2 separate regions of the Homo sapiens genome follow, and region 1 is linked to region 2. Evidence: chromatin contacts called from ENCODE Hi-C or POLR2A ChIA-PET data. All regions are on one chromosome and are shown on one strand. The core of a region is the stretch at or near the end of the contact, and the rest is flanking DNA. Distances in the headings are between cores, read along the strand shown.

Evidence for each region. Hi-C counts contacts between places; a loop is a spot of excess contacts on that map. ChIA-PET counts read pairs that join two places held with the same protein, here RNA polymerase II (POLR2A). Pooled maps may share reads with other maps.
Region 1: a map of natural killer cell shows a loop between it and region 2 (4-fold over the local background). The contact joins the promoter of LINC02767 here to the enhancer-like site in region 2. A Hi-C loop is called at or near these places in 12 of 168 maps with a recorded cell type or tissue (B cell, CD14-positive monocyte, CD4-positive, alpha-beta T cell and 7 more), 13 of 37 single-sample maps with no recorded cell type and 18 of 50 pooled maps. POLR2A ChIA-PET finds 5 or more read pairs at or near these places in 9 of 52 experiments (CD4-positive, alpha-beta T cell, CD4-positive, alpha-beta memory T cell, HEK293 and 6 more).

The regions. Positions count from the first base shown.
Region 1 is chr1:207,957,589-207,960,288 of GRCh38, reverse strand. It overlaps LINC02767 (long intergenic non-protein coding RNA 2767), which reads right to left and starts at 1,298. Exons shown (of 3, transcript NR_167983.1): 1 at 1,214-1,298; 2 at 50-174. RefSeq lists enhancers at 826-1,325, 1,326-1,827.
Region 2 is chr1:207,796,210-207,798,909 of GRCh38, reverse strand. No RefSeq gene overlaps it. Among named protein-coding and RNA genes, the nearest start is that of MIR29C, 4.4 kb to the left of the region's middle. RefSeq lists enhancers at 1-75, 186-285. Within about 2 kb of position 1,394, at least 7 of the 41 ENCODE cell types and tissues checked have a DNase peak (open chromatin) inside an H3K27ac peak, as active enhancers do; they include B cell and heart right ventricle, where a contact is called at or near this core.

The DNA of each region.
Region 1 (2,700 bases), core at 49-2,548, 160 kb before region 2:
CATCTTACAGTTTTAAAATTCTTTGTATGGCGTCAATGTTCTCACTTACCGAGAAAGTACAGTCTCTGGAGTTAGAGACAGGTTCAAGTCATAGGTCTCCACTTACCAGTGGTGTAACCCTGGCAAGTCACTTTCCTTGGGTGAGATCCCATTTCTCCATCAGCAGAATATGGCCTGTAAAATCGTTGGAAAGATAAAAATAACATACGTAAAGTACATGGAAAATAATAAGCACTCAAATGGTAGCTATAGTTATTTATAACCAAGAAAACAGGGGGAGTGGATTTCTCCAGGTTGGACAGCTGATAATTGGTGGAACCAAAATTCCAAACTACTCCCCAGAAGCTTCAGTTCCTTATCCCAAGGCCCCTCTGCTCCCCGGAAACTAAGTCTCATACTTCTGTAGCCAGGTGCGACCCTCCAAGGCAAATCTCTGCCCACCGACTCACAGAGAGGGAACCCCCACCAAGAACCCGCTGGAAGCCTGGCGCCACACAGCTGCACTATCTGGAACCTCGCGCGACTGCAGCCCTGGGGGGCGCGCCCGGAACCGAAATGGCTCAAGAGACTTGAGGACCGGCGCGTCTCCTTTCTCCGGCCCCAGTCCCCAACTCCCGCCACAGCGCAGAGGGGGCAGTGCGGTGGGAGGGGGGGAGTTGTGGGGCTGGGGCTCCGGCCTGGCCGGTGAAGCCCCAGGACCCGTCCGCTTGGGGTTAAGGCAAGGGGTGCGGCACGAGGAGCGCAGGGAGCCCCGAGTCCCAGGCGCAGACCCAGCTGCGGACCCGCCGTACAGCCCTGGTGTTGCAAGCGTGGACCGTGGGCGTAAGGCCCCGGCGGGAGGCACTCGGCCCGGCCGCGGCCGGGTCTGCAGGGTCCTGGCGCAGCGGATCCCGGCGCGCCCTGGCCCGCGGCCCGCAGGGTTCAGACGGGGCCGAGACAGCCAAGCCCGGTTCGCTCGCGCCAGGCGCTGGAGCCAAGGCTGACGGGCGGTTCTGAATCATGTTTGGAGGAGCGGCGCGGCCCCCAGGGCTCCGCTGAGACGCGCTGCAGGGCTGTCCGGGCCCTCCCTCGGCGACGCGGCCAGCAGCCCGCGCCGCGTCCTCAGCGGCGGCAAAAACTAGGAGTCCCGGGGCTCTGCCGGGCGCCGGCACTGGAGGGCAAGAGATGCTGGCTTCCCCCGGGGCTCATCACCCCGGGGTTCCACAGCACTTACGTGGGATGGGGACCCCGGAGTAGACCACGGACGGAAAGGAACGGTGGTTTCATTCTCTGCAAAAGAAATCCTCGCGCGCACACGGGTGCCCCGGGCCAGGCAGACCTCCAGCAGAGGCGCCCAGGTGGGGCGTGCAGAGCTTCTGAAAGTGGGCACCTACTTTAGGAGGCTGGCAAGCACAGAGAGCCCAGAATCACCTGTGCCGAGCCCTCAAGGGGGCCTTCTCACAGCCCTGATGTGCCCCCTTACTGCGATTAAGGCTGTTTGCGAGTCCTAAAGAGCTTGCGTTATGCAGGGCACTTTCAACCAACCATTCCTCTATGTACAGCAACCTGTGAAGCTGGCAGGACCAGTACCTTTATTCGTTTTACAAGTGAGAAAGCAAAGGGGTGGGAAAGCCCTAGGGTTCTGTGCCCGACTGCCTAGTCAGGCCCTGCCAACCAAAGATTGAAGTCCGTTCTTTCTCTCTCCTGCCAGGAGGCGAAGAAGTGTCCACCCTGTCTATTGAGAGGCCTCTACTTTAAGAATTAAGCCAGGCAGTCGCTGCTGTGTGGAGGGGTGTTGACAGCAAGTGACAAGGAAGCAAGTCTTTATCGCAGGAAAAATTACTTAAGTGGACTCCTTAGCAGCCTCCTTTCCATTTGGAATGAAGATTAGCACCCCTAGCCCTAGAGCTGTGATTCTCAAAGTGTGGTGCCCAGACTAGCAGCAGAAGCATCACCTGGGAACTAGTAAGAAATGCATCTTAACTGCCCCCTCCTAGGCCTCCTGGATCAGAAGCTTTGAGGTAGTGCCAGCCCAGCAATTTATTTTTTTTGCTTTTCATACATATATATATCTCCACAATGGATGAAAGAGAACAATCATCAAGGATGTAGGTACCAGACACAGGGCAGAAGGTAGCTAGAAAAGTATGCCTGAAGGAAGTTAAGGACCCTAGCCTCATTCCTACCTCGTTTCAATAGGTGGACCTAGCATAAATAGGTTACTTTTCCATTGTTCTAGCTTCCTCTGCCCCATCTACAAACATGGCACAGCTGGCTTGCCTTGCAAGGCCTCAGCTGAAGGACCCCATGTACACACAGGCCAGTACAGCAGTATTAGGATCTAGAAGAATCTCATCCCCATATATGGTCTCACTCCAAGTCTATGGCCGAGTACCTTCATTGTTGTGTGCAAGATGGTGTCATCCCTTGAAAATATGGCCGCTTCAGCATAAAATAGTTAAATCTTTATAATGGTCGATTATCTCATCCTACCCCCTTTTACATGCAGCTGAAAAACGGCAGGCTAGGGACATAGAACATTGTGGACTTTATACTGTTAGAATCGCTGCCCATCAAATGATCACTAGCTAATGGTCACTAAATTTACAAATTAAGGAAATTATCTATAGAATACTGCAAAGACACAGTAAAAAGACTGAAGTTTGCCCATTTCTGCTCAGGAAGTCCCTTCACTCCTAAGCTTCATATGTTGTCCTTTTG
Region 2 (2,700 bases), core at 145-2,644:
TGCTTCAGTGGCCATGTTGTCTTCTGGCACAGTCACATCTCCCCCTGCCTCCCTCTTAGAAGGACCCTTGTGGTTACATTTAGGGCCCCCACCTGGATAATCCAGGATAATCTCCCTATTTCAATTTTCTTAATCTCATCTGTAAAGACCCTTTTGCCATATAAAGTAACATTCACAGGTTCCAGGTATTAGGACTTGGATATCTTTAGAGGCCATCATACAGCCCACCACAAACAGCTCCTTAGGCACTCATTAGAAATGCAGAACCTCAGGCCCCAACCGATACCTTTTGAATCTTCTGATTCTAATTTAAGAAGATCACCATGTAACTCACTAGCACACTAAGACTTGAGAAGCACGATGCTATGGGAACCTAACCAAAGAATTCTCAAGTCCCAACTTAAATACAAATTTACAGAGTATTTTTCCTAGGAACGCTTTCAGGTGGAGGAGATTAATCAGACGATAGATAATTTTCCTGAACACCATTCTGAAGTGCTTCTCTAAGCATTTGTTCCTGAATTCTCTCTCAATGAAGCCACAAGCCCCAAACACCAGGATTACTGTTTACAGGGGTTCCTGTTTACAGTAGTTTAGCACAGGGTTTGCCACACTGCAGCATATTATTATAGTTTAGTTTTGTAAAAAGCTACATGAGAGAGGTAAATCTTATAAATGGAGGTGGAGTCTCCTAACACCAGTTTTACCACCTCTGTACAGGTTTCCCTGGGCTATGTACTATCGAATCAGGAATCAGGAAGGGCGGCTTTTTCAAATGTTATCTATACTTTTGGCAATTTGTTCAAACGTTCTGCTGGTATGTGAGAGGGAAGGAAAAATTGTTTATTGACCACAGATCCACAATATTATACTTCTCCTATACTTAAGCAATAAGGGACAGCATTTAAAACTCTTTTAAAAATGTTAATCTTGGCTGGGCACAGTGGCTCATGCCTGGATCCCCAGTAATTTGGAACACTGAGGCAGGCAGATTGCTTGAGGCCAGGAGTTCGAGACTAGCTTGGGCAACATGCGAGAGCCCGTCTCTACAAAAAAAAAAAAAAAATACAAAAATTATCCAGGCATGGTGGTGCACACCTGTAGTCCCAGCTGTTGGGGAAAGCTAAGTTGGGAGGATCCCTTGAACCCAGGAGGTTGAGGCTGCAGTAAGCTGTGATTGAGCCACTGAGCTCCAGCCTGGGTGACAGAGCGAGATCCTGTGTCAAAAAATAATTTTGATTTCACGGAAGGAGAAGAGGACTAGTCTTATACCATATCCCAAATGAAATTGAAAATGTCTTCTGGGAATCACAGCAATGACTCAAACTTCTGAATAGTGACTAGGTTTGAGCTGGTAAGGAAGGGATTGTCAAATGCCGTGACAGTCCACAGGAGGGCAGCAGTGCTCCGATTTACAAAGGATTAGTCATACTAGTGTAACCTTTTCTGAGTGAGCCTAGAAATTCTGATGAAAACAGTGTAGTCCAGGAAAAAAAAAAAAAAAATCTGTATGTACAATCACTCAATTTTGAATCATTTCTGGAAGTTATTAGACTCCATGTTAAATCCTACTTAAGTACAAGTATGCAAAATTTAAAAATATGCAGAAAAGCTCATTCTTGGTTAAAATGTTAGCTGAAAGACATTACTAAGTTTTAGAATACCATAGAGTTGACTATTTCCCACAAACCCTAAAATCTACTTGAACACCACAAATTCATATTCCTTCTAATCCCAAGTCCCTTCAGCATTCTTACAGATTTATTGTTAGTTACCTTACAAAGTAACTAACTGTCCCCATGTATTTTATCCCAATTTAAAAAATACATTACAGTCTCAAGGTCACATAAGATTTTCCAAAATGCTCTATTCATAGTCAATATAATTTTCAGGCCGGGTGCGGTGGCTCATGCCTGTAATCCCAGCACTTTGGGAGGCCAAGGTGGGCGGATCACCTGAGGTTGGGAGTTCGAGACCAGCCTGACCAACATGGAGAAACCCCGTCTCTACTAAAAATACAAAATTAGCCAGACGCGGTGGTGCATGCCTGTAATCCCAGCTACTCAGGAGGCTGAGTCAGGAGAATCGCTTGAACCCAGAAGGTGGAAGCTGTGGTGAGCCGAGATAGTGCCATTGCACTCCAGCCTGGGCAACAAGATCGAAACTCCATCTCAAAATATGTGTGTGTGTGTGTGTGTGTGTGTGTGTGTGTGTGTATATATATATATATATATATACACACACACACATATATATATAATTTTCACCTAGTGTTTTATTAAACAGAATGCTTCTGTATTTTTATGTTTATTTGAGACAATGCTTCTGTATTTCTAAACAACAGCTAGCCTTGTTCAGTTAGCCAAACAACAAAACCTTAATTCAAGTCTTCAATGAAATTTTCTGATTTAATAGGCTGAATTAAGAAAGCCATAATTTTCTTCTATAAATATAAGCCTTTAACTTCTATCTTTACAAGTTTATATAGAAAAATTTACTGTGGGGCTTGAGATTTACTAATGCATGGGTTTTCAACCTTAGCTGCACTTTGGAATCATTTAGGACGCTTGGAAATCCCTACACCCAAACCACATCCCAGATCAATTACACTAGAAATCTCTAGGGGTGGGACCCAGGTGTCTGTAAATATCCCCCGGTGATTGCAATGTGCAGCCATGGTTGAGAAACACTGAAGCCTGC